Regions from separate parts of the Mus musculus genome. Here regions 1, 3, 4, 5 and 6 are each linked to region 2. Evidence: chromatin loops called from intact Hi-C (ENCODE). Cell type or tissue: left cerebral cortex. All regions are shown on one strand.

The links. A loop is a pair of places that touch in the nucleus more often than their neighbours do. Peaks named below come from ENCODE experiments on the same cell type or tissue, not always from the same donor. Only the 100,000 strongest peaks of a DNase experiment are listed, where the experiment ranks them.
Region 1: it touches region 2 in a loop (10-fold over the local background); 38 of 42 quality-filtered maps call a loop at or near these places.
Region 3: it touches region 2 in a loop (6-fold over the local background); 22 of 42 quality-filtered maps call a loop at or near these places.
Region 4: a loop joins it to region 2, with 2.8 times the contacts of the local background. A loop is called at or near these places in 8 of 42 quality-filtered maps.
Region 5: it touches region 2 in a loop (3-fold over the local background); 12 of 42 quality-filtered maps call a loop at or near these places.
Region 6: it touches region 2 in a loop (4-fold over the local background); 18 of 42 quality-filtered maps call a loop at or near these places.

The regions. Positions count from the first base shown.
Region 1 is chr10:95,473,068-95,478,067 of GRCm38, reverse strand. It overlaps the pseudogene Gm3619. Among named protein-coding and RNA genes, the nearest start is that of Mrpl42, 26 kb to the left of the region's middle. In left cerebral cortex, a CTCF peak has its summit at 1,901 (motif pointing right); DNase peaks (open chromatin) are centred at 377 and 1,913.
Region 2 is chr10:94,990,220-94,995,219 of GRCm38, reverse strand. No RefSeq gene overlaps it. Among named protein-coding and RNA genes, the nearest start is that of Gm40744, 31 kb to the right of the region's middle. In left cerebral cortex, CTCF peaks have their summits at 2,906 and 3,582 (motif pointing left); DNase peaks (open chromatin) are centred at 2,873, 3,577 and 4,282; H3K4me3 peaks cover 494 bases; H3K27ac peaks cover 313 bases.
Region 3 is chr10:95,415,029-95,420,028 of GRCm38, reverse strand. It overlaps Socs2 (suppressor of cytokine signaling 2), which reads left to right and starts at 3,172. Exons shown (of 3, transcript NM_007706.4): 1 at 3,172-3,411; 2 at 4,838-5,000. It overlaps 5730420D15Rik (RIKEN cDNA 5730420D15 gene), which reads right to left and starts at 2,654. Exons shown (of 5, transcript NR_045339.1): 1 at 2,350-2,654. In left cerebral cortex, CTCF peaks have their summits at 1,920 and 4,192; DNase peaks (open chromatin) are centred at 1,955, 3,139, 4,164 and 4,958; H3K4me3 peaks cover 2,902 bases; H3K27ac peaks cover 2,746 bases.
Region 4 is chr10:95,231,496-95,236,495 of GRCm38, reverse strand. The region is part of intron 2 of Cradd (CASP2 and RIPK1 domain containing adaptor with death domain); the gene reads left to right. Among named protein-coding and RNA genes, the nearest start is that of Gm29684, 88 kb to the right of the region's middle. In left cerebral cortex, a CTCF peak has its summit at 3,081; DNase peaks (open chromatin) are centred at 1,621, 3,246 and 3,706.
Region 5 is chr10:95,100,960-95,105,959 of GRCm38, reverse strand. No RefSeq gene overlaps it. Among named protein-coding and RNA genes, the nearest start is that of Gm29684, 42 kb to the left of the region's middle. In left cerebral cortex, a CTCF peak has its summit at 1,937 (motif pointing left); a DNase peak (open chromatin) is centred at 1,936.
Region 6 is chr10:95,079,980-95,084,979 of GRCm38, reverse strand. No RefSeq gene overlaps it. Among named protein-coding and RNA genes, the nearest start is that of Gm29684, 63 kb to the left of the region's middle. In left cerebral cortex, no CTCF peak of the experiment used is centred here; DNase peaks (open chromatin) are centred at 1,487, 1,811 and 2,163.

The DNA of each region.
Region 1 (5,000 bases), 480 kb before region 2:
TAGTAATACCAAGTAGAATATGCTGTGGAAGCCATTGGACATGCAGGCACCTGTTTGGGAATTCTAGCCAATGATGGAGTTTTGCTTGCAGTAGAAGAGGTGTAACAGCCACAAGCTTCTTGATGGAGTCGGTTGGGGTTTTTTGTTTGTTTGTTTGTTTGTTTTCTGGAAAGTTGATAAACTTAATGAGGACATGGCTTGCAGCGTGGCAGGCACAACACCTGATGCTAAGGTCCTGACTAATTCATTGCTCAGAGGTATTTATTCCAGTAACAGGAGCCAATTCCACGTGCGCAGTTGTTTACAGCACTGTGCTATCACAGAGGCGCATGCGCAGTTTGGAGGGAAGTGTCCGGTTGCTGTTTCCTTGCTGTGTATTGGCTGGGGTAAGCACCATGGCTTTCAGGTCTGTTAAGAGTGACCCAAGCGCATGAGCATTGGAGACAGCAGTGCCCGAGCTGTGTCAGTGTTGAAACCAGACTACAACGCAGGAGAAAGGACTCTGAAGTCGACATTCGCTCTAGCTGTCAAGATGATAAAAAAATAAGACAATAGATGTTGGTAAACTGTCAGCTGAAGAAGTAGAAATGGCCACCCTAAGGAGAGAATGGAATGGCCGTGAGCATGGTCCTCAGGCAAAGGAAGTGGAACAGTTGACCAAAAACCAAGAAGAGGTAGAAGGGAAATCTCAGCAGGAGAAGGAGAGGGAATGGAAAGGAGAAATAGACAAAATCGTGGATTTTATAACTCCCGAGAGGCACCAATTCTGTTAGAAGCCGTCCTGGCCTTTCACTCCGGAAAGGTTTTCTTGTTTTTTCTTTTTTAAGTTGCCCATCAGGGAATTAGGCCATTAATACTGAATCGGATCCTTGTCTGTCCAGTTGGGTGCTTTATTGTAATGATGGACATCTTTATAAACATCTTAATCTTAATACATAACTTTTTGGAATAAAACTTAGACTGACAAAAACAGAATAGTGAACAAAAGAGAAGAAGGTTAGCAATAATTGACAGTAATGTGAACCTCTTGCCCAATGGGAGCACTTAGGTTCTCTCTCTTTTTTTTATTGCATCAAAGAAAGTAAGTCTGATACAAGCTTGTCAGATATACCAACTTTGCTCCTAACTTTAAAACACTATTAGTCTTTTTCAAATTTATACCGAACAAAGCTATTTATATTGAAAAAAATTTATATTGACTTATCTGAACAAAGCTATTTCTATTGAAAAAAATTATATTGACTTATAATAAAAGTTTTACAAAGATCAAGATAAGTTATGAGCATGAAAGAACAAGGCTTGTAAGTAAAATTAAATAATTAAAAAGTGTTTCTGTGAGTCCAGAGTTGACCAATGTGGAACTCTAGAAGGCCAAACGCAGTCCTGTGTGAGTACTTTAGCAAATTAGACTTTAATGTATTGAAAATATAGATTAATGTAGTTCCTGAATTATGTCTTTTTTTGTTTGTTTGTTTGTTTTTGTTTTTTTTTTTCGAGACAGGGTTTCTCTGTGTAGCCCTGGCTATCCTGGAACTCACTCTGTAGACCAGGTTGGCCTTGAACTCAGAAATCCGTCTGCCTCTGTCTCCTGTGTGCTGGGATTAAAGGCGTGCGCCACCACGCCCGGCTCCGAATTATGTCTTTCATGTGTTGCTGATTTTGAGTTTTCTAAACAAATAGTAACCCATCACAGTCTTACTTCCTCTGTATCTTCCTATCTCTTCCATGGCTGAGACAAAACTATTACCTTCCTCACTACCCTTCTATGAAAAACCACTTACAGGTTTTAGTGGCCATTTACAATTACATGTGAGGGATGCTACTTTAAAAGCAGCCCTAGGAAGAGCCGGAGAGGCTGTGTTGCCTTAACCTGCGGAACACATTCTCGACGAAACCGCCAGAGGGCACTGTGACACAGCATTCAGCCTGAACCGCTTACCCTGTGGTTGTGACTTTGAAATGCCAGAATGGCAGAGAATTTGAACATTGCTACTTGAGAAAGGGTGGTTTGATAATGTCATTGCCGGAAGTCGTTCTACTCGTCTATCATTAAGTATTTATACAACAGCTGGTTGTGAGAAGATCTGCTTTCTAGCTGGCCAACTCAAACATCCTTAAGATCAGTGCTACTTGCTAAATATCGGCCGTGCTACTTATATTTTTCTAATGACATTCCCAACTGTGGATGTTTTTCACTATCATTTTTTTTAATTAAGTTTAGGTAGAAAACCTTGACTTACTCAAAGATAACATTGTTAACTGTTTTTGTACTTTCATATATAAAAATAAATCTTTTATGTATATTTAAAGACATCAGATTTCTTTTTGTTAGAAAATATGTTTTTTTTTAAAGATTTTTCTTTTAATGTGTATGGATGCTTTCGTTGCAGGTGTGTCTTAGTAACATGTGGGTGTCTGGTGCCCTTGTATCTCCTGGGACTGTAGTTACAGACAGCTGGGAACTGACTGACATGTGGTGCTGGGAATTGAACTCAGGTCCCCTGGGAGAGCAGCCAGTGCTCTTGACTACTGAGCCATCTCTCCAGCCCTTGTACTTTCTTTTTTGTTTTTAATTTTAAATGGTGTGTGTTTGTTTGTCTCTCGTCTCTCCACATGTGTCTGTCTGTGTATATGTTTGTCTGTCTGTCTGTCTCTCCGTGTGTGTGTGTGTGTGTGTGTGTGTGTGTGTGTGTGTGTGTGTTCTGTTGGGGACTGATCTCAGGGCTTTCTTTATACATGTCAGGCAAGCACTGTGCCTCTGAATTGCCTCCTCACAAGGGCTAAGGGTTTTGTGACTCCTTCTTTTGGTCCCACAAACTCCTGCCTTCCTAAGAAGCTAACAACTCTAGTCCCAGTCAGCAGAGGTAAGAGAACCCATTAGTTAAGACTCTTGATTTCCAGGGCCAAGAAGCCCATCCATCCACAGTAGAGTCCAGCAATGGGAGTCTGTTGGAGGAGGATCACAGGACTGTAGGAAAGTGAAGCTGGACCATGGGGAGACGTCAGCTGAGGACTTGGTTCCTGCCAGTAGGCTTGCTTTTCATCTTTTGTGGTTGTTGTTGTTGTAAACATTTATTCAATGTATGAAGAGGGTGTTCAATTCTCTCTTTCTACCACATGGGATCTGGATATTGAACTTGGCCGGCTTGACGGCAATCTCTTATACCTCCTGAAGTGTTTGGTAGTTCCCCGACTCCTGGTCTGTGTGTGTATGTGTGTGTGTGTGTTCATGCATACCCTGGTGTGGTGTGAAAGACAGAAGACAAACTTGGGGAGTTAAGTTTCAAGGCCTGAACTCAGGTCATCAGGCTTATACAGCAAGCACTTTTACCCATCAACCAGTTGACGTGCCCATTGTTAAGCTGCTTGCCTCCTCCTCCTCCCCCTCCCCCTTCCTCCTCGTTTTCTTGTTGTTGTCGTCGTCATCGTCCTCGTTGTTTTTGAGATGAGGTCTCATAGCTCTAGCAGGCCTAGAACTTACTGTGTAGGCCAGGCTGGCCTCTGTTTCCCGAGTGCTGAGTTTGAAGGCATGTGCCACCATGCAGGGCGGTTAGGCATCTTCTAGTGTGGTCATTTGATGAATGTCTGTCTCTCCTACTAAGCTGTAACCTTCACAACTGGGATTGATGACCTTATTAAGTTATGTGTCTTGCATGGCTCCTAGTGCTGGCACTGCCTGGCCTTTTTACCATCCCCACATAGTTTTGTAAAAGCAAACTGCCTTGGCATGAAGGATTTTAAGTAAGGAGTCCCTGTGGGACTCAGGATAGAAATGTAGCCACAGAACTCCTGAGACTGAAGGATTTTGAGACAGTTTATTTGTGTGTTTTCTTGAACATAGAAACTGCAGTTTTAAAGCTGCTTATTAGAGTATTTTATATCTCTCCTCAACTTTACCTGCCTGCAGCTAATCACTTAGTAACATTAAAGCTGAAAAAATATTCAAATACAAGACAGCTTCCATATGTTCTAGGAGACATCTTTATCTTTAATTCCAACTATATTTTTATTTGTGTGTGTGTTTGTGTGTGTATGTGTGTGTGTGTGTGTGTGTGTGTGTGTGTGTACATAGTTCCCATGGAAGTCAGAAGTGAGCACCAGATTCCCTGGAGCTGCAGTGCCAGAAAGCAAGCCATGCAGGAGTTGAACTTGGGTTCTATGGAAGAGCAGCAGGTGCTCTTACTGAGCAATCTCTCCAACCCTAATTATAAATACTTTTAAGAAAAGAGCTGGGCAGTGTTGACACAGGCCTTTAGTTCCAGCATTTGGGAGGGAGAGGCAGGTGGATCTCTTGAGTTCAAGGCCAGCCTGGTCTATAGAGCAAGCCCCAGGAAACAGAGAAACATTGTCTCAAAAACAACCAACCAACCAAGAACAGCCAGCTTGCCAGCAGTTATTGCTTATGTTCTTCATGAAAGCCATTCTGACTTGGACCACATGAAATCACAATGTAGGAATATTTGTTTGTTTTTGAGACAGGATCTCTCATAGTGTCTGTCGGTCTCCACCCCCAAGTGCTGGGATGAAGGTGGGGGACCTTGGTCTGGCCCGTCTTCCCCACCGAGCCGTGGGGGTGGAGCATGAATATACACATTGGGATGCTTCAGTGTACTTTTTGATTTGCATTTTCTTGATGGTTAAGAATGCCAAACATTTTTTCATGTGTTTATTGCCCCCCCTTTAAAAATTTGATCAGTATCTCTTTTGTTCATCTGCCTACCAGTTGGTTGGATTACTCATTCTTTTACTGTTCTTTATATATTCTAGATATTAGCTCCTTATCAGATGAATACGATTCCTTTTTTCTTATTTTGTAGACTGTGGCTTTTTCTATTGATCGTTTTCTTTTGCTGCGTGGAGGCATTTTAATCTAGTGCCGTTTATCAGTTCTTCATCTTATTTCCTCTGCTATTGGGGTCTCATTGAGAGGGCCGGGCCGGTGAAATTGCTCAGCGGGTTAAGGCACTTACAGCTCAAACCTGGCAAACCAACTGTGCTTC
Region 2 (5,000 bases):
TTTGACTCTTGTTATCATGCCAATGAACCTGGAAGACATTCTGCTAGGTGGAAGCATCCTGTCACAGAAGAATACATGTGATCCCATTTGGGTGAGGTGCCCCTTGCCTCCACCTAACTCCAGAGCCTTTTTGTCCTCTACAAATAGTAGCTCCTCCTGCCTCCCTCCCTTCAACCTCGGCACCTACCATTTAACACTATGTCTCAATGCAGTTGGGCATCCGATGGGTAAACGGGATGATGGTCCTTGGTGTCTCTCTGGCATCGCCTAGCATAGCATCTGCAGATACGTTCATGTCACAGCACAGAAAAGGACAGGTGTCAGCACAAGACACCCTCAACACCAAGTTCTCACCACAGCCATCACTCCAACCCGGGTTTTCTTCTCTTATTCAGTTCACTTAACACATATTTATGGAGTACCTTCGACATGATCTACCATCTTTGGACTGCCCCGTGCTATTGAAGAGAGGAAGACAGGAAGTCCCAGTGCCCAAGATTACACACAGACGGAGACTAAACGGGCAGTTAAGTGAGGTCGCTTCAGGTTGCCCTGAGTCCTCGGAAGTAGCTACAGCAGGGAGCAGGGGATCTACTCACTGCCCAGCAGTCTCAGGGGAGGGAAAAGTGCGCCCACGGTGATAACTGAGGCCTTAGCAGGGATGAGCAGGCCACCAAGGAGGCCGCGGGAAGAGCATATGGGTGAGGAAAGGTCCAGTTAGGGCTTGGTTAAAGAAGGGGAACGAGACTGCCGCCATCGTGAAATGAGCAGAGAGCAGGCGGCCAAGGCCGGCAGGGCAGACCACGAAGGCAACAGGAAAGACGCTGCCCGCTATAGGAGCGCACAGGAGGAGCAGTGGTCTGAACCCCTTATTCAGAGCTCTGCCTGCAGTTGCAGGTAGAGGTGATGACCTGAGCCTCTGCCTTCTTCTGCCTTCATTGTTCTGAGAATGACACAGGCAGGGCCACAGAGAGCCCACCTGCCTGCTCTGGGACTACAGATAACATGGATGGTGGAGGCAAACTTCTCTGTCTTAGTGAGGCTAACAAGCATACTGGACTTGTCTTAATCTTTTTTTTTTTCTTTCTAACTATCCAGGACCCAGTCCTGATTGCTGAGTAGATATTTCCTTGGAACTGAAGCATATGCCCACCTCCACCCCAACTCGAACAGAGGCTTGTTAAGGAAATAAACAAAACTTCTGAGTTTCAAGAAGCTATGGAAATTCACAAGAGGGGCCCTCCCTTCCCAACACCATATAAGGAGTGACACTTTTTTTAAAAAAGATTTATTTATTTATTATATGTAAGTACACTGTAGCTGTCTTCAGACACTCCATAAGAGGGAGTCAGATCTCATTACGGATGGTTGTGAGCCACCATGTGGTTGCTGGGATTTGAACTCAGGACCTTCAAAAGAACAGTCAGTGCTCTTAAGCGCTAAGCCATCTTTCCAACCCGAGCAGTGACACTTACTGGAGGTAGGAGGCCGGGGGAGGGGAGATGGGACTGGAGCCCAGCCAACCTGGGTCACACACACCGGAGAGTTGTGCAGAAAGCTCTGGGGATTATGTGGTTAGCAGTTTGGGGATAAGCTTTTTCAGCAGTGCCACAAGCCTTTGTGTCACCAAGTAGCCCTAATAAATTCACTGGCTCACCACAGTAGAATTGTTCCTTTGGTCTGCCGTGGATGTCCTATCTGGGTCAATAGACATTTCTTCATGTCTCCCCAGAACACACTAATTCTTAATTTCACCTGTTCTTAAAGGCCCAGACCCAGAATCATCCCTTTGTAACACCTCTCAGCCAGCAGCCTTCCTCCTTGGTCTCTAAGGTCCTTCCTGCATCCTTGGTACCTGCATCCTGATACCTGCTCGGCAAGCACTGAGAAACAGCTGCAGCACCCAGATGGGCATCTTGTTTTTAGAGCGTGTTAAGCCTCACAGGCAATGAGTGATGTGAATTCAACATGCAAAATGGCTGGTGCTCAGCCCAGGAGTGTGGTGCAAAGCTGGAAACAGAGTCTAGCCACACTCTGCCTCTGGCTTCACCTAGAGAAGGGCTATGCGGAGAGCAAAAACTCGCAACTTCCTTTGTTAAGTTTGCAACCCAAGAGGGAGGGGAGGCAGAAAAGAGTCCTGGCTGAGGTTCAGGTAAGGCTTGTTGTCATCCCCACCCCCACCCCATTCTGCCTCTCCTCTCTGGCTGTCATCTCAGGCATAGCTCACTCTTATCCCTACAAATATCTCTTCAGTTATCTCCTTTCCCACAAGTTACTTCACCCAAACCAGCAAGCCAGCCCGCTTTCCCAAGCCAGGTCCCTGGCATCCAGAATGTGCCTAATAAAAACACATGTTGTAAAACTAAATGAATGAATGAATGACTTTTTTTCATGCAAAGAAGAACGAGCAAATCAAATGGGGGAGGGGCCGGAGGCTCCCAGATTTTAAAAGAATGTATTGCATTGATAGATTAGATTTTCTCTCTCTCTCTCTCTCTCTCTCTCTCTCTCTCTCTCTCTCTCTCTCTCTCTCTCTCTCTCTGTGTGTGTGTGTGTGTGTGTGTGTGTGTGTGTGTGTATGAAGCCCGGCAGGACTCTCCATTCCGAACAAGCTTTCTTTAACTGGTTTCTCAGTGGGGTAACCTCTCATTTCCCAGGAGCACCAAGAAAGGCAAATCAATATTCACTTAAGATAGCAATGTGCCCTAGAACCACAGGGGCCAAAGGGGTAGAACATCTCAAGACCGCGTCCAAGGTCAAACATAAGTGTGTCCGGAATTATCTCAGTGTAATGAGCCAGCTGGCCCCTGGTGCTTCACAAGACGGCTGGGTAAAGATTCGGGCTGGCCTCAGGCCTTGGCCCAGCAGGGAGCTGAGACGGGGGAAGGGCGCCCTCTGCCGAGGGTGAAGAAAAATACAACCTGGCAGTTGGTGAGCCCTATGCCTAGATTTCACTTCTAGAGGGCCATTTAAAACAAAAAACAAAAAAAACCTCAACCAGAGATCAAGCCAAGGAGCTGTTCCTCACAAGCCCTCTCTTAGCCCCTTCCCTTCAGCCCGGTGGCTAATTGCAGTCCTTGATCCCAAGGAGACAGTGTCCCCCCACTCCTGAGGCCTTCGTTTCTAAGAAAAAGACGGCCGATTATTACTTTTTTTGTTCCCTATTACCTTCCTCATCTTGGGCTCTAGAGCTCCGGAGCTAGGGGTCTTGGTCCTGAGAAAGATCTCAGACACTTTTGAGTAGGAGGGAACTCAGACACACCCTAAAGCCACACACACACACACACACACACACACACACACACACACACACACACACGTCAGTTGCCTGTCTATAAAACTGCGAGGCTGTATTCGACAGTCGGGAGGTTCCAACTCTCGTGGTGCCTGCCTGGTGTCCTATTTTAGACCCAGAATGCGTCCGTCCGCAGAGAGAGAACAGCGGCTAATGAGGGATCGTGAACCAACAGAAACAATGGCTGGGGACCACCTAAGCACTTTCCTCCCCCAGGGAAGGTAGAAATGGCTTTCTAAGGACCTGCGTCTCTTTATTGAATCTTGAGTGACACCTAGTGGTCCACCCGCCTCACCGTTGCCGAGGCTTCTGCTCAGAGGAGCTTTAAGTAAACTGGAGCTCATCTTTGCCTTCAAAGACCTGGGGAATCAAAGACAGCCTCGCTGAAGGTTTCTAGCACTTCCCCGCAAGCATTGTCCTACGTGATTCCGAAAGAAACGCTCTTATCTGGAGAGCTTGCTCAACTGGCACATCGTTCTAGCAGCGAATGTGTTAAGCTAGACGCTCTCCTAGGTACTGGGAACACAGATGTCCCAGTCTAGGCTCCTGCTCTCTAGAAACAGCCTAGGTTGGTGCAGAAAATGGACCCGGGTTTGGGGGAGTGTTTTATTTAAAAAACACCATAGTCCACTGGAAAAATGGAGTGTGTGTGTGTGATTTGTGGATGGAGGAGAGCAGTCACCACTTGAGCTGGGTCCTGGAGGTCAAGTAGCGTGACAGAATAAAAGTGGATTGACAGCCCACAATGTACACATCCTTCCACTCCGTTGTTCAAACAATGAACTTGAGGGCTGCTGGGAAGAGAATCTGTGGGTGTGGTTAAGATCCCCGGGTCTGCCAATCTTAAAAATCTAAAGCTTGTCCAAGGCAGGCCTCGCCCAATCAGCTGAACACTTTAAAGGGACTGGAATGTTCCTGGCAGAAGAGATTGGAGACTCAAAAGGACTCTTGTGGAGTTTTCTCTGATTGGTTGTTCATTAGGAATTTGGCTAGCCGGGAGAGAGCTGAGAGCCAAACTGTGAGAAAGTGAGTTCTGACAGTGGCCAGGGCGCTGGGAGAGAAGCCAAAGCTTGCTTTGCGAAAAACCAAGTCCCAGCTGACGCCTGAGTTTAGCTTTGCAACACCACAGAGAGAGGACTCAGGCTGTCTGTGCTGGTCTATAAAACTATGATTAACCAATTGGAGGGGATTTAAGCTGATAGCTATGCAATGTGTTCAGAAGCCACAGAAAAATGGAGGGGGTTGGCCACTTGGAGAACAAAAGCCATCTGGCCAGCAGGACCATGCAGGCAGACGACAAAGGAAAACGTAGCATTGAGAACAGGCTTTGGATGGGAGGCACAGTGTCCTTGGACAGACTGATGGCTCCCTGTACCCCTGTGTTCACAGCGTAAAATGGAGTCGTCAGTGGTTTAAACCTAGAGTTAGTGGTGTGCCTGCATAGACAGGGCTCGATACAGCTCAGGAACTATCAAGTGGTCAGAAGATGTTAGGCAACTCTAGTTGTAGCTCTTAATCCACAGACAAAGCACTGGGCTGAGAGGCCTTGGTCATGGGTTGGTTTTTTGTTTTGTTTTGTTTTGTTTTGTTTACTGGGATAGGGGGCATCTAAGACTATATATCCCTGACCCTACCTTTGTTCTTACTAAATCAGACTCTATAAGTAAGGCCCAAGGACCTGAACTCACAAAGAGCTTCCAGAACG
Region 3 (5,000 bases), 420 kb before region 2:
CCTATTCTGCTACCCTCAAATACTTGATTTGCTTTCTCTATATTCCCTCCTGGTTTTGCCCACTGGTACACATAATTGCACAATGCCGTTCTACCCTATTTGCTTGCCAGGAACTCATAGACATTTCCTAAGTGGCTCCTACAGTGCTCAAAGAGGATTTGAAAGGCTGACAAAATGTAGGGCATGGAATAGGCTAGAAAGAAAAGTTGAAAAATCCTAAATAGCTTGGTGACCTACGGTAAGCTGTGTGCCTACCGTAATCTTTGTGGCCAGTGACTCCTTGTTTAGGAGACTGAACTTTGAGATGAATGAGGGCAAGCCACCTTGCACTCAGTCAGGGAGAGATTCTAGAAAAAGAGGGTCTGTGCAAAGGCCCAGGAGGGAGAAAAAAACAAACAAACAACAACAAAAAAAAACACATGCTATGGTTTGAATGGAAAAATATCCCATGAAGGCTTATGTATTTGAGTCACTTCTTAGCTGGTAGCACTCACTTTTGAAGGCTGTAAAGCCTTCAATCTGTGGGTCCTACCCCTTTGGCAAACCTTGATCTCCAAAGTTACATAAGCACAGGCACACACTTCCACTTCCTCTGAGGTTTTCTACCAAGAAAGGATCAACCATTCATAAAATGTTGGTCCTAGTGAACCCTGCACATTGTAGAGGCTTAAAAAGTTTAATTTGGGCCTCCAACTCACTACACAGGAACTCCAGCGGGATCCGCCTGTCCGTTCATGCTAACCTTTCACCGACATCTTGTTTTTAAGTTTACAGAAAACGTTAGGGACCTAAAGAAGGTCATTACATTACAGTACATTACAGTACAACAGAAGTTACAAAGTAGCAATGAGGGGCTTGGGGATTTAGCTCAGTGCTAGAGCGCTTGCCTAGCAAGTGCAAGACCCTAGGTTCGGTCCTCAGCTCTGAAAAATCAAAACAAAACAAAACAAAGTAGCAATGATAATAATTTTATGGTTGAGGGGTCACCATGATATGAGGAACTGTATTAAACGGTCGCTGCATTAGGGAGGATGAGGACCACTGTGGGGCTCAGCTGAAGGAAGTGAGTTGCTGGTGTAGGGCACCGGAGTGCTAGATGTAAACCGGTTTCCTGTCTCCCTTCTAAGGCTGACTGCACCACTAATTCCTGCCTCCCGTGGAGGGTGCTTTCCAGGCTCCAAGCCTTCCTGCCATGTTGGAATGTGTCCTGTGAACCATGAACCGAGATCAATCTTTCCTCCCTTCCATCACCTCTGCCAGGTGGTTTGGTCATAGTACTCAGTAGAGTAAGGAGGCTGGAAGATTTACTACACCTGACAAAGAAAAATTAATCTGTATGATCTCAAAAAAAAAAAAAAAAAAAACACCACCACCAACAACAAAAAAACCAACAAAAAACCAAAACCCTTTAGGAGTGCAGAAGCACAGGCACACACTTCCACTTCCTCTGAGGTTTTCTACCAAGAAAGGATCAACCATTCATAAAACGTTGGTCTTAGTTATCCCTGCACATTGTAGAGGCTTAAAAAGTTTAACTTGGGCCTCCAACTCACTACACAGAACTCCAGAGGGATCCGCCTGTCCGTTCATGCTAACCTTTCACCGACATCTTGTTTTTAAGTTTACAGAAAACGTTAGGGACCTAAAGAAGGTAAGCATCCTGCTAAGTTACTCCCTGGCTTTACACAGGCTTTCTAAAACTTGAGTAAGAGGCATCCTTCCCATCAAAGATTCCAGGAAAACAGCCTCCCCCCTCCGCGGCCACACATACGAATCTATCGCTGACAAAGCCCCTGTAAGCTGGCTTATGTCCTCCCCTCGCGTTCACCATTCTGTAAGTGCATAGAATTATTTAAGAGGAAAAAAATTACTGTGGATAAAAATTGGTTCGGGGCCTTGGAATTGGCCGGTCGTGTTGTGTTTCCTTCCAGGGCCGGCAGGCGGGGCACCAGGCAAGGCTTGGAAGCCGCGCCTCTCTCAACCTCTCCTGGCCACCCTTGCCCAACTTCCCCATAGACACAGCTTCAACTAAAAGTGGCCATTGACCTTTCAAGCTTTTGAGCAGTGGGGCAACAGAACAGTATTTCAAAGAAAAATGGTTATCGAAATTTCGAATCCGGTTTTCCCATGAGTGTTTTTTTTTTGTTTTTGTTTTTCTGTTAAAAAAAAAAAAAGTAGGTCACATTCAAAGTGGGTCACGTTTCAGGAGCCGGCGTGCCTGGATGCCGGCGCGGAGGCTAGGTGGCCTCTTACAGAGTGGGAGGTGAGGGTCCCAATAGGAAAGAAGTACTGGGATCAATACGAACTCCGGGTCCCTGGCTTTGCAAGGATTCACAGAGACAAACGCACCAGGCCTGTGACCCCGCACCCCACCCGGGCACAGGTAAGGGCACCTCCTCTGTAGGGTGGCCAGGGTGGGTCTCCCGAAGGGCAAGCAGGAGTTGAGCTGAGGAGGAAAGGAGAAGCTGGGCAAGGCTGATGCAGGGGACTACCAGTTGGAGCTCCAGGGGGGAGGGATTGAGGGCAGTCTGCGCAGCTTTAAGGAGGCGCTCAGCTCGTCTCTTTCCTGGCCTTCTAGGATGCTGGCGGAGGGGACAGTCTCTGGTTCGCTTCCCGAGGTGCCCGGGAGTGGTAGTCGACCTGGGCAGTGGCGTGCTAGCTCTAGCTCTGTGTGTGTCTTAGAGAGGGAGGGACGGACATCTGAGCCCCGCCCCCTTCCCGCACGCTGGTCCTGCATCCCACATGGAGGAGAGGAGGGTCGCGTCTGGCAGGCGCACAGCGGGGTGGATGGCTGGCCTAAAGGTTCCCTCCTACGTGGAGGGCTGGGGAGAAGAGGGGCTGCTATTCGCGGGACCGAGGTGCTCAGCTGTTGCAGACACAGGGGCAGGTACTGGTGGCTTAATAGGCATTGGCTGGGGACTTCTCCTTGTTCCCGAGCACCCCGAGGTGCAGGGTCAGAGGAGGGCGGAGTCGCAGGCTTCCACCCCGCAGCCACCAGCACCAGCACCCGCACCGGCTCTCTCCACCCGGCTCCCTTGAAGCCTGCGCATTAGCGGCCGGGGCCTCTTTAAAGCGCTGGCGGGGGCTGCGGTCACGTGAGGCGGATTCCTGGAAAGTTCCTGGAAAGCGGCCTCCGCCGCGGCCGGGCGGGGCGCGAGGGGCGGGAGGCGGGGAGCGAGGGAGGCGCGTCGGGCTGGGAAGTCGCGCGCACACTCGGCTCCGGGGACAGACGGTTAACTCTTGCCAAGTCTCGCCGCCTCTGCGGCTCCCGGGCCTTGGGCTTCCCCCCTGAAGCATGAGCCTTTCCTCCCGCAGCCGCCAACGCTGCGCGGGTCTCGGACAGTGCGCGCCGGGACTCCAGGCGCGCGCCCTCAAGATCCCTTGTGCCCGGAGCCCGGAAGCTTGCGGCAGGTACCGCTCGCGAAGCCCGAAGGTTCCGCCCGGGGGGACAGTGGCCGGGAGGGCGGCGGGGTGCGAGCACGGGGGCGGCGGCGGACCGCCTGGGCGTCCGCAGTTTAGGGCGCCCCGGGAGAGTTCAAGTCGGGGCTCTGCCCCATCCGGACTCAACTGCCTCCTCTCTCCCGGGTTCCTTCTCGGTCTCGGGAAATTTTCCGAGCACCCCCACCCCCCAACAACTGCTACCCAAATTTATAATCCTAATAACCTGATCTCCCGCTCCTCCCCGCCAGCCTCCGCCCTTGCTCCCCCACCCCACCCCTTCTCTTTCTCCCATCTCCTCCGCTTCAACTGGAGGGAAACCCGGCACTGGCGAGCAGGGGTGTCAGCCTGGGGCGGAGAGGGGGGGGGGAAGCTAGGCGACGATCCCTGGGATTTTTGTCTGCCTTTGGCGCAGAAAAACTCGGTTGCTTTTACTGAGCGCAGAGCCGATTGCATCCCCAGGCATCTCCTTCCACAAATAAACGTCACCCGGGGAACTCAGACGGACACCCCTCCTTGCCCCCTGGCTCCCCCGCCCCTTGTCCGCTGGGGAGGCTGCCTAGTGCGGAGGCGGCAGTCGCGGCGGTGGAGGTAAGACCTCAGTCCCAGTTGATGGCATGGCCCGCTGCGCTCGCTGTTGCGGGCTCAGCCCCGGCCTCATTTGGAGCTCCGGCGGGGGCTGCACGCTCCGGCCGATTCCTCGACAGCGCCCGCGGCGGCAGCCGCAGGAGCCGCGGTCCGCGTTTTGGAGCGACCGCCGCTGAGCCCCCCATCCTCGTCTGGAGCGTGCTCCAGGAAGCGGCAGGAGTGGGGGTGAGGCCGCCTCCGAGGCAGGGATGCAGCGGCTGGCGCGCCGCTAGCGCACCGCAGCACCCTCGGCTGGCGACCCAGGAGCCCTGCGGCGCTTTAGGGCGTGGAACCAGGTTTTGCCGGATGCATCCTCCCAAGGGCCCTGGGGCTGCTCGAAATGTAAGATGGAAATGCCAAGTGCAGAGAACTGCCCGGTTCTTTGTGTAATGTTTTCCCCCCCACCCCCACCCCCCACTTGCCCATGACAAAGGCCTATCCATCCGGACCCGCAGGTGACTGTTTCCTGGGCTGCCTGTGTGTAATTCCAGCACACAGTTCTTCGGCGGGAAAACACCTTGTTTACTCTCATCCTGTCTCCCTCCTCACCCCTCTACTCCGGCCAACTTTAGTGTCTTGGATCTCTGCCCTTTTTACCCGTCTTTCCCCAGAGTTGGGCAGGGCGTTAGCTGGATGCTCGGGGTTAAATGGTACAGAACACGCAGGCGGAGGAGTCCCTGGGATTTTCCACGTGTCTGTTTACCCACCCCCACCTCGGCCGTAGGGGTTCAGCCCAGACTGACCCAATCTCTGTTCCATTGTTTCTTCACAGGCGATCTGTGGGTGACAGTGTCTGCGAGAGACTTTGCCACACCATTCTGCCGGAATTTGGAGAAAAAGAACCAGCCGCTTCCAGTCCCCTCCCCCTCCGCCACCATTTCGGACACCCTGCACACTCTCGTTTTGGGGTACCCTGTGACTTCCAGGCAGCACGC
Region 4 (5,000 bases), 240 kb before region 2:
AAGTCGGGTCAGAGAGGGGAAGTTGAGCTCAGCTGCTGAGTCAAGGACAGGGAGAGGAAGACCTAAGGTCACAGACTGAGCCCGGCTCATCTTAGGGAACAAGTACCGTCAGTTTGAGATTTAGCAATTAAGCTCTTCCTACGACAGTGGGAGTGACTGTTTCTCTGGAAGCGTTTACTCCCGAACAGTGTCCTAAGAATGTTCAGAGGGAAGTCAGCCTTTTAAGTGGTTCTCTGTTGTGTTGATGGGCAACATTTAGCTCAAGGAAATAGGATTAACTTAGCACTGCACACCAGCAGTTAATGGAGAAGCAACAGCCCTCTTCTCCAAGCCCACATGTCCTTGTGTCCGGTCTTTCAACACTGTCTGCATCTCTTCCCTGACCTGTGCACAGATTGGATTAAACCACAACCCCCCACACCCTCCGTTTAATTATGCTCAAGTCCGAGGTTTTGAACTCAGAAAGAACTGGGGTCCCCGTGGTCCATATGAAAGTTAATTAATTTTAGGTAGCTGCTGCTGGTCTACCAACTGTTTACTTCAGAAGCCTGGGGCAGCACATGTGTGGGGTCAGTGTTGACCCAAAAGCCAAGTGGCTTGGGAACAGGCAGAAAGAAGTCTTTTCCTTTGTCATTCTTGATTTTTCCCCCCCTGTGTTTTGTTTTGTTTCTGTTTTTATCTTACTAACTTCACTGAAGACTATTCTTTTGAGAGCCGAGGCCATAACTCAGTGGTAGAGCCCTTGCTTTGCATATGCAGTACCCTAGGTCCAATCCCCTACACTACCTAAAAGCAAGCAAGCAAGCAAGCAAACAAACAAACGAAACCCCCGGACAATAAAAATTAGACTTTGTACTTGATTAGGACCCCCTAATCACACAGAAACCTCAGCTACTATAAAAACTGCTCAATAATTTTTCCCCCGATTTCTTTGTTTCTTTGTTTCTGGTTTTATTGTAAATTGCTAAAGAAATGGCACCAATGAGGAAATTTGATAAGTGATTTACTGTGAGGAGGCAGAGAGAGCCTTGCTGGGCTGGACGCGTGGCTTGAGTGGGGTCTGGTGGGTATTTTTGTTTTGGTTGCTATTTTTAGCTGAAGCCCCGTGGCGGGCTAGGGAGTAACTACGCTCGGTTATGTTCATGACAATTAGAACCTTTCCCTTGAATCTGTGAAGTCCCAGTCGTTGGGAAAACCACACTACACCTCCCTGATTGCCAAAGCACCCCCCTCTCTGATATAACTTCCTCACATACAATAAATGAAAAATAGCATTTTCTCCCAAGTATATCACACAAGATCATGTGGATTATTCTTTCTGATTATTAGTCGAACATGAATCATTACACAGAACCATGCAGGGCTTTGTTTGCTAAGTGTATTTTGAAAGATAGCTAGCCATGGCCTGCAGTAGAATTCCTTTTGGCTCCTGTGTTAGTTTATTGAAAGTAGAACTCACTAGACTCGTGAATGCAAGAGCAAGGTGTCTCCACCATCTTCTGAGTTGAGGATAACTTTCATCCTTTGCCAGGCTCCTTAGAGACTGGCTGTGAGCAGCCCTGACTTAACTTCAAAGCACAGCTTGTCCCTTTGCCATTGGCACCACAGCATCTTAATTATGCTTGGACAGCTATTATTAGGATAGACAAGTGAGTAAGAACTTTCCTTTGTTGGTTTATATTGCTGTTTTGTGTGACATTGTATAAGCTTAAGCTCACCCAATTATCACAATTGCCACATGCCAATGTACAGTCATTGACGGAGACTCCGAGTTCTTTCAGTGTCTGATGGATTGTTTTATTTAGTTCATAGAAACAAAATGTTTCTTGCCATGCCATCTTCCTAAGCCACAGTCTGGACACAACTGTTCTATTAATGTGTTTCTGACCAACTCAGAGAGCTGTTTATTGACTAAATCCTTGGGTGACTGATTGTAAGCATGGTCCTGGTTATGACTGCAAAAGAAGAAAGTTGGGTATAATCAACTTTATTAACAGTGATTTCAGGAATGTGTGCTTCAGAGAAAGAGGGATATTTTCAATGTTCACATACTTTCAAAGGAGGAAAATAAAAAAGGGCAAGTCCATACAGCAAAAATCACAGTATTTTAGATAGAAAAAAAGAGGGGTGGGGGTGGGGGTGGGGGTGGGGAGAGGGAGCTGTTTTAAGAGCAAGAAACTCTTGTTGGACTTGGATCCCAGGAGAACACACGTTAGACTAAAGGGGGAAACAAATAATGAGGCAAGAATCAGAAGAGTGATGTAAACCAGCAGCCAAATAGCCACAGAGCTTAAGGCCAGACCTAACTGTGTCTAGAGACTATGGAACCCACCAGAAGAGCACCTTTATGACTGAGTCCAGAGTGAGGGGAGGTGGAGACTAACCAGGCTCATGGCTCAAGGCAGGTGGAATAACGTTAACATATAACAGTGATTGAGAGTGAACCCAGTGTATGTGATAGGTAATGATAATAACAGTTATTACAATCTATTGACTTTCTATTCAGGGCTGGACACAATAAAAGAGGATTTAATTATTTTTTTCTAGTACCCGTGACAGCTGTGCATGGTAGAGATTACTGTTATCAACCCCGTTTTACAGAGAGAATACCAGGCCACGGGAGATTTCATAACAAGCCTGAAGTTTGTAAATGAGAGGACAACATTCATATTCGGGTCTGACCTGTTTTAGTGTCTGGCTCTTGGCAGGGGACAGTTTCATACATGTATGGCGTATTTACAATATATGCATTTGTATGCGTCTGTATACAATGTATTGTGATCATGTTGGTTCCTTAGAACCCCCTTCCCCTCTCTTGCTGACCCCATCTCCCCAATTAACCCTCTCCTACTTTCCTTTTATTTTTTGGACTCACTGGATTTTATTAGAGTTGCTTATGTTGGCATTGGATAGGAGTTATTTATTGGAGCCTAGGCAACATACCGGGGCTACACCACTGAAGGAAATGAATGACTGCCTCTTTTGAGTAAGCATCCCAACTCTTATGCCTACTAGCACCAAGCTTTGAAACAGATTGCATGTTTCCGTTTAAATTACTATAGTGTCAGGCACATAAACCAAGATAAACCCAATAGATGGCATTGAAGAGCCACAGCGTGGAGTCATAGCTGAAACAAGGAAATGGAATACCATGATCCTAAGAAACGTACGTAGCTGCCGGCTGGCTCACTTGCTCAGTGCTCTCCTACACTGGGCAGAGCCCTGAGCGTAATCTGCAGCACTGGAAACGGACCATCTGGATTTCTTCTTATAGGTCCACTTGAGACTGTTTGGAGCCAAGAATTTTGATAGTGATCCCTGGCAAACCAGACTTGGTGTCAGGGAGCTGCTCTGTAAAGCTGTAAGTGACGGAAGAGATGCGTAGGAGACAGCCTATGCGTTCACAAGGTGTGCCAACTTCGATTCTCCCAACCTGTGCTCCTGCCCTCCTCTGTTCCTTCCTAGCTATTTAAATGGCGATCCTATTGTTGGAGGATTTCATAGGGGATTGCGAGCAAGGGAATTCATCTGGGCTCAGTAAGGCAGATTCATGTTTGATTTAGCTTCTTTTGCGGAGTATTGATTTTAAACAGGTTTTGCTGCAATAATATTGTGGTTATGTCATCCCTCTGGACCATCAAAATAGCAACTCTTGTCTAAAAAGGAAATACGTTTCTGGCCTGGATTGTTTGGCATTTCCTGGTATTTATTGGCTCCCACATGCCTGTGAATCTTCTGTGTCAGCATTCCTTGTGCTTATATTCAGAGGAAGGAGGAAGAACAAGTCAGTGTCACCTCCTGAGAGCAGCAGTGTGGGCAATGGTGACCTCTGGATGACACATCACATCCGTTCATAAACTCTGCTAGGGATAGTCTGTTCCTTACCATAGCAAACCCAGTGGTCTGTCATTTAGGGACTCCCACTCTTCCATTTTTCAAGATCCAGAGTGATTTGGTTGCCTTCTGTCTGGCTCCTCAGAGTCTCCCATCTTTCTGCGCAGCTGTCGGTTCTCCCAGCATCTTAGAAGATAGCTCACCTTGGCTTGGTAACTTCAGTGCATATAAACTGGTTAGGCTGATGCCTATCTGGGGTGGGGGGGGCTTTAAACCCTGTTTGTGTTTTATCTTTTGAAGTAGGAAGAATTTGGCATGGCATGGCCAGTAGCTTAAAGTGAAGTAGGAAAGACCTCCTTACAGTTTTGGAGATTTGAGACGAGAGTATAGTGTATCTGTTAGTGTTATGAAGATAGTGTGCATGCCCTGGATAGGATATAGAATACCTCTGCCTTTTAAGACTCTATGATTATGAACAGTTCCGTTTCATACATACACACTTGGGTACTGTCCAAATCAAATTCAGGGTCAGGTAGATGGTAGGGTGGGTAAAAAAGCTGCACAAGACATGGTGATCTGTGACCCCATCACCCCTGAGGTGAGATGGGAGGTGAGGCAGGAGAATGGATCTGAAGCCACAGGCCAGCTCTTTTGGAATGTGCATTTCAGCAGCCCTCATGATCAGCACATGTGTGCTGTGGCATGCATATATGAAGGCATGCGTGTTCCTGCGCACACTCTAAATAAATAATTGAAAAACCTTGCAAGTGGAAAACCATTGCATTATGGCGCCATTGTTACCCAAGAAGACTGTGTCATTCCAAGTTCCCAAAAGTCATTGCTGATTTGATGACTCACAGGGAACGGATGGTGGTTTGGAAATGGGTCTATGTTAGCAGCCCTCCAGTTTTTTACAGATGCTATGAGGGTATCTGTGGCTCGGGCGTAAGATGGTTGGCCGTCACCACTCCCTTTATTCTAAGTGGTTGTCTTATTATTGACCACTGAAGAAGAGAAGTAAAGGTTTAGCGAAGGACCCGTTTGCATACACGACTGTGCTGAGGCCTAAACTTGGCAGCAGTTTGAATTAAAATGAAGTTTAACCTGCCCATAGTCAGGCTGGAAGCAGTACTGTAACACATGTTTAGTTTCTCAAAACAAGTAGC
Region 5 (5,000 bases), 110 kb before region 2:
ATATACTACTGTGTGTGTATGTGTGTATATATATATGGACATATATATATATATATAGTATATATACTACTATATATACTACTGTAGAAAGTGCTCATCAATATCTCTTATACATGAATGAATGAATGAATGAATGAATAAGCTAAATGATTTTGTACATTAGGAAATTAAAGTCAAAACCACTGTGTTTTGCATTCTGCAGAATGGATACACAAAGTTGGCCTTAAGTAATAGCTCCCTTCCAGAGACCGTAAACATGGAATCTCCTAGAGATTGAAAACTATTATTCTACATGTAATTATAAACCAAATGGCATTTAATTTATCTTTCTTCCTGGCTGGGGTGCTACACATTATAAAAATTTCCAGAAAAGGAATGGCGGGCAGGAGCAAAGTTTCCTTTGATGTCGTAATGGCTGATGTTGACTGTCAACTTGAGGGGATGCGGAGTAACCACAGGAACACCTGCCTCATCTGTGTACATTCCTGTGTGCAACAACCGCAGGAATAGCTGCTAGGTCTGTCTGTGTGGAAGCATCTAGATGGAGTTAATTGGAGTAAGAAGAACCACCCTAAACTTGGATGGCACCACTCCAGAGCTAAGGGTCCTGAATTGAGTAAGAAAGGGAGAGTGTCTCCACTGGGCTGTGGACCTGGCTTGGTGGCTAAGAAGACATACTGCTCTTGTAGGTCCTAAAATTAGAATTGGGCTGCTCACAACCACCTGTGAGTCCAGCTGCAAGGAATCCAAATCCTCTGATCCCTCTCCCCCTCCCCCTCCCTCTCCCTCCTTCTTCCCCCTCCCCTCTCTCTCTCATACACACACATAAACACGGTGGGGGGGGGGGTTCTCAATTAAAAGTAAAATCCTTTTTAAAAAGAGGAGAGACTAAAGTTTCTACTCTCTGATTTTAGATGCAGTGTGACCAGCTGACACAAAGCTCCTACTTAAACAGTGAGCCAGAATCAACTTTTTCTTCCTTTGGTCGTTGGCTTTCATCTGGCATTCTAGCCCAGCAACAATCAAAGGAATTAATGCAAATATTACCTTTCAAATGTTTGAGATCTACTTCTCAACCCTGCCTTCCCAGAAGTCAATGGCCCACAGGAGTGAGTCTGTCTTCTTGTGGGGAATAAGAAAGGGAAGCTGGCCCTTCAGAGTTTGTGCCTTTGTATGCACCTGTAATGTTGCAAAAGTAATCACCGTTGCTTAAAAGACCTCCACTGTTTGCTAAGTACTATGGTAAGTTCTTGGCTTTCAATTCATTTACTCCTCACTGCAGCCTTTAAAGTACCCTGATATTCCTCTCTCTCATGGGATGGAAAACCTGGGATCAGGGTTAAGTTACTTGCTTATGAGTCACATACTGAACATGATTCAAGCAGGACTCTACCCTAAACCTCTCCTCTGGGACTCTTCAACCCATGGGCCTCATGAGAGCATTTCTTTTCTGACATATAAGGCAATTGCTTCTCATTTTAAATTTCTTGAAAGTACTCTATGTCTTGGATAACTTTAGTTTTTTGCTTTCTTTTAAATTTTATTTAATTTTTATGTTATACAAAATGAAAAAAAATAGGGGGTTGGAGAGATGGCTCATGAATTGAGACCACTTATTACTTTTCTAGAAGATCTGAGTCTGGTTCCCAGCACCCAAGTCAGGGCAGCTCACAACTGCTTATGACTCCAGCTCCAAAGGATCTGACATCTCTGTCCTCCTCAGGCATCCAAATTCATGTCCATATGCCTACATGTACATACATCACACAATCTAAAATAATAAAAACATATTCTTAAGAGTAAATGATTAAATCCACCCCATCCCCCCAATATTTCCTCTCAATTTGCTTTTTTTTTTTCAACCACCAAATCTACTGTGTTTTATGTCTTCTGTGTTTTATGAGCATGAGTGTGGGGCCATCTACTGGAGCATGGATAGTTGCTCAGAGGCCACATCTCTGAAGCAAACTGACTCTCCTGCCTCCAGCAGTCATGGATTCCCATAGCTCCTCACCTAAGGGTGGAATTTGGTGACTTTCTCCACCATTTGTACTGTGATCTTGTCTGGCTTGATTTGAATGGGTCTCATGCATGCATGCTGTCATAGCTGCTGGGAGCCCATGTGCATAACTGACCTCTCCTGTTTCCCAAATTCTGTTTCACTGCAGTCACCAACTGTCTCTGGCTCTTACAGTCTCTCCACCCAACCCTTCCTCAATGATCCCTGAGCCTCATGGAGAGGGGAGCAGTATTAATATCTTGTTTAGGCTTGATGACTTTAATCATGCATATTTTTATTAATACCACTAAGGGCTTTCTCCCTTTTGAAACACGGTCCTTCTGCCATGAAATTGAGAAGAGTGAGTCTGCATAATAGTTTTACTGGAGGCCTTGCAAATTGTGGGATTTGGGTAGGATGCAGAACTTAAGACCCACATTACTGTAGACTACATGATGTCATAAACTGGAAGACATAAACTCATACATTTATAGATTAAGCCTGCTGTCTACACTTACATACCTTCTCATGGTTTTCTCCCTCAATTTGGGACCTTAAAAATTCACAACTCGTAGTGAGCATCCATCATCAGTAGATGACCTAAAGAATGCTCAAAATGCTACTTCTGCCTCCGTTTCCGGGGGTAGGGCGAGGTAATTTTACCTTTCTGAGTTTCCCCAGCCTCTTGGGTGGTGCATCCTGAGGCTCCAGATGTCTTTCTTGGCTTCAAGGACGTTTGGTCTTCACTATCAACCCATCCCCCAAATTATATAAACCTGAACCATGCTGGCTGACCTCTTGATATCACAGCTCAACCACAGCTGGAGACTACAAAACATTTTGCAGTTACTCTTACTAGTGGATTACATAATAGACACATCCTATCTCAGCTACTTGAATGGGGAATAGAGTCCTTCCTTGTTCTGGCTGTTGGCACTGCTTTTTTGCTGTAATCTTTTGATTTTTTGATAGAGATATGCTGGCAGTCAGTATGTTCATATTTTTCCAATGGAAGTCAAGTGTGATCATTTAGTGCTCCTCAAATATGGGTTGTTCTGTACTCAGCTGGAATTGCCATAAGAGTTTATTTAACTTCTGCAGAATTCAGATATTGTTCAACTCTAGCCACAGCCAAGGTTCTGGCTTTCACTTTAGTTACTCTCTGACTGTCCCCTTTGGAGACCCCTGGCTGCCCTTCCCATTCATCTATAAAGATTGACTGCCAAAACTCTGTGGCATTTTAGGGATTCTTTTTTCAATTTCTCTAAGCTTATTGTTAATCTATTATGTGGTCCATCTCATTGACCCTCTTTAACCCGATGATGGTCGTTTCTAAAGCTGTGTCTTACTGGAAGCTTTTAGGGCTTCTCATTTGATAGAGAAGTTTCAGGCTTGGTACTGTAGTCTTTCCCTCATAAATCCCCCTGATCTATTTCCCTTTGTCTCAATGACCTTCTCAGCTGACATCACCTTTGGGCTGGTTGCCTTGAGAAACGGGAGAGATTGGGTATGACAGCACTAAGCAAGCATCCTTAAGGCATGGCGAGTTCTAAAGTAACCGAATCTCAAGGCTGGGTGGGTACCTGGATATTGGTTAGTCCTAGATCCCTCCCCACACAAGAATTTGTTCTTGAATATTCACAGTCCCTCTCCTCTGCTAGAATCCTTCCAAGCAGAGATCATTAGTTGGCTGAGCCAACTGTTCTCTTGTTTCAAGTTCTAATTGCTAGAGTTATTCAATTGAACTCTGCTTTCTTCCCATTAGTTCTAGGTGTGCTGTTGGGAGCAATACAAGTTAAGGGTTGATTTCTTAGAAGACCATACTAACTGCTCTTGTATGTTGGGGTCTCTACTGACTGACTTATACTTAGTCGGGGTTCTTGTAGTTGTAAGTAATAGGAAGCAACTCTGGCTAACTATCTCAGCTTTCTTTGTCCAAATAAGAACTACTCCAAAACTTGGTGCCTCAAAGAAATGCTCATTGCCTCACAGATGGTCTGGGCCAGAAATCCAGAAGCAACTTACTAGGTGATTCTGGGCCAGGGTGTCTCATAAGGTTTCAGCCAAAAATGTCCTGCTACAGTCATCTGAAGCATTGACTGAGAGTGTGGCTCCCCTTCTGAGCTCTCTACCATCACTAATGGCAGTAGGTCTCATTGTCTTTTCAGCCATTGGCCAGAGCCATCCTTCTTTTTCACTTTGGTATATCTCCAACACAGCAACTGGCCTGGTACAGGCTATAAGAAGGACAGGCAAGGCAGTCCTTGTATGACTTAATCTCTGAACTCGGTAATAAGGCTTTCTCCCTCTCTCCCTCCCTCTCTCTCTCTCTCTCTCTCTCTCTCTCTCTCTCTCTCTCACACACACACACACACACACACACACACACACACACACTTTCATTATTTCTTTTTCCAGTGTTGAGGATTGAACTCATAGTCTCATGAATGTTAAGAAGGTACTCTACCATTGAATTAACATATACCTTACTTTTTATATTTAGTTTATAGTAAGTATACGGTCTCTGGACCAGAGCCACAATGATTATTTGGTTAGAGACTATTTCAGTAGCTGTTCCTTGTGTCTCATTGATGCCTAGGAAGGACATGGGCCAAGACAGGTTGATCTTGTGCAGGCAGAAGAGTCTGTTCTACAAGATGGGGATTATCTTACATCTGGAACATTTATTCCAGTACCTATCACAGAAAGGAGACAGGACCTACAACGTAAAGTAATAGTCTCTAGGGGGAAATAGGAAGTACTCTGTCCAGGGTTATGAGTATATGGCCTTGGGGAAGGTAAGATAGATTTTATAATAGATGTCAATTGCACTAGCTGGGCAGGTGACTGTGCACAACTTTAATCTCAGCACTCAGAAGGCAGAGGCAAGTGGATCTATGAGTCTGAGGCCAGCCTGGTCTACAGAGCGAGTTCTAGGACAACCAAGGCTATACAGAGAAACCCTGTCTCAAAAAAACAAAAACAAAATACAACCAAACAA
Region 6 (5,000 bases), 90 kb before region 2:
CTTCCTCCTCCTCCTCCTCCTCCTCCTCCTCCTCCTCCTCCTCCTCCTTCTTCTTCTTCTTCTTCTTCTTCTTCTTCTTCATAAGGTCTCCTGTTGTCCAGGCTGCCTTAAAACTTAGGCTTATTCTCCTGCCTCTACTTACCTAATACTGTAAACAGGTCTGCACCACCATCATGCCCAGTTTAGAGAATCTGGGAAGCAAACCCAGGGGGTCTGAACACGTAGGCAGGTCTACTCTGCCAATCGAGCTATATCCACAGCCCCCTATAAAAGACTTTCACTTATTTCTTTGAAACATCACGTCTGCCTCTAATCCATTCCACACAGAGCCTAACTGGTCCCTTTAAAAATAATAATTTCATTTTCAGAGACTCTCTTTCCTAAAAATCTCTAGATATCAAAGCATTCATTTCATCAGGGACGATGAAGTCATCTTAACTTACTCAAAGCTGATCTTCCTAATTGATCAAGACATTCTTTTCTTCTCTACTTACTAGAAGAGTCATTAGAATCCTTCTCCTGCCCTTACCACCAACTTCCCGAGACTGGCTTGGGAAGGTCTTCTTCAGCCTGCAAAAATTACTTGTAAGGGTTGGGCTTTGATGGTCCTCTCTCTCTGTGTTCTTGTGTAGTGTACCATATCTTGTCGGTCCATACATGCAGGCCCTGTTTCCCGAAATGGACTGTGAGTTCTGTTTATGCTTTGATTTTCTTGTTTGTGTGTGTGTGTGTGTATGTGTGTGTGTGTGTGTGTGTGTGTGTTTTCTTAAATGACTGGACTCTGCTCCCAGAGTGGAGGCAGACATGGTTTGCAGGTGTCCTCAGGTCAGAGAGGAGATGCTATAGGCTGGGGTTGTGCTGGAAGGAGAGCGAGGCACGGAGGTGAAGCAAGGCCCAGGGAGCAAGGCAAGGTCATGAGTACACAAGCAGAGCCCAGGATGGAGAAGTGTGGGAAGGCATTGGGATACAGGCTGCAAGTTGGAACAGGGCAGACTGTTCAGAGCCGTCGTGGTTGAGGAAATGCTCCTGGGAACTGTCAGGCTTGCTTCTGTGCAGGATCAGCCATTAAAACAGAACTATGTGTGTAATCGGCATTAATGCATAGAGAGGCAAAAGCATAAATCAAAGAAAGGCTGCCTAATCCCGTGTTGAAATATCACATTAACAAGAAATTTCTATGGCTTCCTCAGTCTCCTACAACCAGTTTTATATTAAAAATACCAGCTTGGCAACTTTCCCTTAAACTATTGGGGTCTCTTGAGGCATCTTTAATGTCGTACTTAAGCCAGTGTGGAAAGGACCGCCTTTGCTACACATACTGGTAAGACAGCCTGGCTTACAAATGTAGCACATGGAAACACACAGATACCACTTGGGGACTTGTGCAGATTAGATCCACAGGAAACCTTGCTTTTTTCCCCCTCCGCCCCCACCGAGTCTGAGGGACAAGCCTTCTTGCCACAGCTGCACAAAATTAACATCCGGCTCCTGCCAAGAAAGCAGGTGACAAGCTCAATGGGTCTCCTTGGGTTCGATTTTTGCCATGGCAGGAACGTGGACATTCTGACTAGGCATTTGTCTGTGGAGCTAGAAGGATGGTAAATGGGCAAGGAGGGGAGGGGAGTCGGGAAGCAGAAAGCAGCACGTGGGAGCAAAAAAAAGAAAAAGAAAAAAAAAAAAACACCAAGACAAAACCAAAACAAAATCCAGGTGATAGGAGCAAGGGCAGCTTGCATTCGCCCAAGCGCATGGAAACAAGCTGACTCACGAAAACCAGGGAAAGAGCGGAGAATTTGTGCATGCATGGTGTGAATCCTCTAAGGAAGAAGGCAAACCACCAATTCCAATTAACCTTGTGCGTTATAAGCAAATCTGAGTATTTTGATCAGGAGCTTCTGAAATTGATCTGTATTGCCCCATGCCCTGATAACTGGTAAACTGCATCAGAAGTGAGACACCTGGGGGTTAGGGGCAGAAAGCCCCTTCCTTTATGGGGTACAACTGCACTCATGTGGTTTCCCTGTTGGGAGCTGTGGGTATTCTAGACTGGGCCGAAGGGATCTTTACCACCCACGCTGCCACCCAGCGTGCCTGTTTTCAGGGCTTTACACGAAGAGGGATATTCATAGTTCTTTGTATTCGAGAATAGACAATCTTACTGGCTTGCAGAATTTCAAGTGCTAGGGTGGCCAACTGCTGCTTGTTAATTGTTCAGGCTGGGAGTGGGCATCTGTTGGGTTTTAGAAATTCAGGCTGGGTGCCACATTCCATTACTAATAGTGCCCAGTTTCTGGTTCTGTGAGGCATGAGACTCATCCCTCTCCTTGAAGACAATCTAATATTAACCTCACCAGGTCCCCTCCTTTTCCTCAGACAAAGAGTAGGTCTGAGAATCACAGCACCCATGAGTTCCTCCCCTGTGTTTCGGGTCCTGCTTATTTGCATTCTGATTTTGATTTTTGGTTTTCTGAGACAGGGACTCTATGCACCCAAGGTTGGCCTAGAACTCAGTATGTATCCAGGCTGGCCTCCAACTCAGATTTTTTCCTGCCTCAGCCTCCGAACGCCAGGATGACAGAAGTACACGGTCACACCGGGTGCATGTTTAGTACTGACCAAAAGGGCAAAGATACTGAACACCAGGAAATGCATCTCACCCACCATGGTGTCCCAGCAAATAAAGTTGGGTGTTTTTACAATACCGAGATCCTTAAGGTCGCTTGGGGTCAGGCTGGGTTTTCCAGTCATCTGCGTGTTTGACCTCTTGAGTTTATTTTCTTAGCTTTCCTACGTACTTTCAAATGGTCTTTCAAAAACAGCTGACGTTGCCAGGAGTGTGCTTGCTACCCGTGACCAAAGCACTTTATTTCATGCAGATTCATATCTGTTAAAGTCTCTTTGATAGATATTCAAAATAAACGGTGACTATTGTGAGCCCAGTAGGTTGGGTTCACAATACATGAATGTTGGTTTATAAAACTCTCATGTCTTTTCCAAGGCTCATTACTTAACACCATATCTTGTCGTCCTCATCTTCTCCTGCCTTGAAGTCCATCTTATGATTAATTTGTTGTTCATTTTAACTCTGTTCTCAAATAGCCCCTATGTATAATAAATGGGTGATGCATTATCTACAGCCCTGATTACCCCAAATATAATTCACTCTGTCAAGTCTAAAAACGGGATGCCAAGTTTTTAGTTGTGTTGTTTTTGGTTATACAAGATATATGTGTATTTGTCTAACAGTATTAAAGAACAAAGGTAATAATGTGAGAAGAACAAAAATACAGTAAAATATCAAAAGTAATGGGGTAGGGGATTAGGTCACGTGCAGAGCCTTTAGGCAAATGGAGCTCCCTTACAGAACAGATCGTATGTGATACTTCTGCTCTGTCGACACAGAAGATTACAGAAAAAAGGGAGGCGTGTCCTCACATTCAATCTGCTGAGGCCTTTAGCTACCTTGACCTCGGGCTTCCCCACCTCCAGAACTCTGAGACGTAACACTCTGATGCCTAGCATTCACCTAGCCTCTAGGGTATTTTATTTTTTTTAATTTATTTTAATTTATGTCTATGTGTGTGCCTGCTTGTCTGTATGTGTACCACATGTGTTCTGGTACCTGTGTAAGCCAGAAGAGGGTGTTAGAACTCTCTGGAACTGGAGTTACAAATGGTTATGAGCCACCTAGAAGGGGTCCTGGGAACTGAGCCCAGGTCCTCTGCAAGGGCAGCAGGCACTCACACTCTTAACTGCTGGGCCATCTCAGCAGCCTCCAACAGGTGGACTAAAAACCAGAGATGCAGGGAAAGGCATGTGGACTCAGGAAGGAACAAAGGTAACTGAACCTATGGGGCTTTAGCTAAGTAATAGGCCATGTTCTGTTTCCTACAATTTAATTAATTCAGTCTTAACAGTTTGACTAGGTATATGTCATTAACACAAGTAACACCCATAATTAATGAAACAGATGGCTTACACTTAGTCAACTCAAAGCGGGGTTATTAAAGTTTTATTTGAACTGACACATCCATGCCATCAAAGCAACAATTAAAAGCACGTGTGAGCAAAGACTGCTCTGATGGTTTCCCTTTGATGAAATAAATATCTAAAATGAAGCCTTGTCTTGTACCCAGAAATTCATCTGAAATTTTGTGTCAACTCCTAAAACTTGAAAAATGCTGCTGCCTTTGTGCTTTGCCTCATAATTAAAAAAAAAAAAAACCCAAAACTATAAGATAGAAGCAAAAAGAAAATTGTCTACTTCCTTATTTTTATTCCTAGTTGTGTAAGCTGAAAACATAGTGCGATTCTCTGAATATATTATATGGAATGTTGGAGTGATGTTTTATAGCTTGAAAAAGGGTCAGTGAGCACATTCACAAAGGCATCCAGTAGCCATGGTTGGTCACAACCTTCACTTTGTTTTAATTTTGCAAAGAAATGTGAAGATTTAAAAAAATTGTTTATGTGGTGTGTGTGTATGTATAAGTGCGTGTACCTGCAGAGACCAAAAGAGGGTGGTGGCCATCCCAAGACTGGAGTTAGAGGTGGTTATGTGCTTGGAACAGAACTTCGGTCCTTTGCAAGAACAGTGCCTGCTCTTAACCACTGAGATATCTCACCAGTTCTCAGACAGAGCATTTTTAAAAAGCACATTTAAAAAAAATATTTTAAAAACGTACAGACTGTTCTCAGACTCATGAACCTTCTGCCTCTATCTCTTCCACAAACCCTACTGGCATACTGGCATATTTCATCACAGTCAGAAAAAAAAAAAAAAAAACCCTTAAAGGAGATCCCGCTGATAACCTAGAGGATTATTTCTTGAATTATTTCCTCATTCTTCTCCCTCCATCATATCTCAAAGCCGACACCCCTCCAAGACCGTTTTTCCTCTATGGACTGTGCTCAGCTACCCGCCAAATTCTTGGATGCCCACAAACCCTTTTAAATCTTCTTCATATTCCCCCACCCCATTTTTTCATCATTTTAAGTTT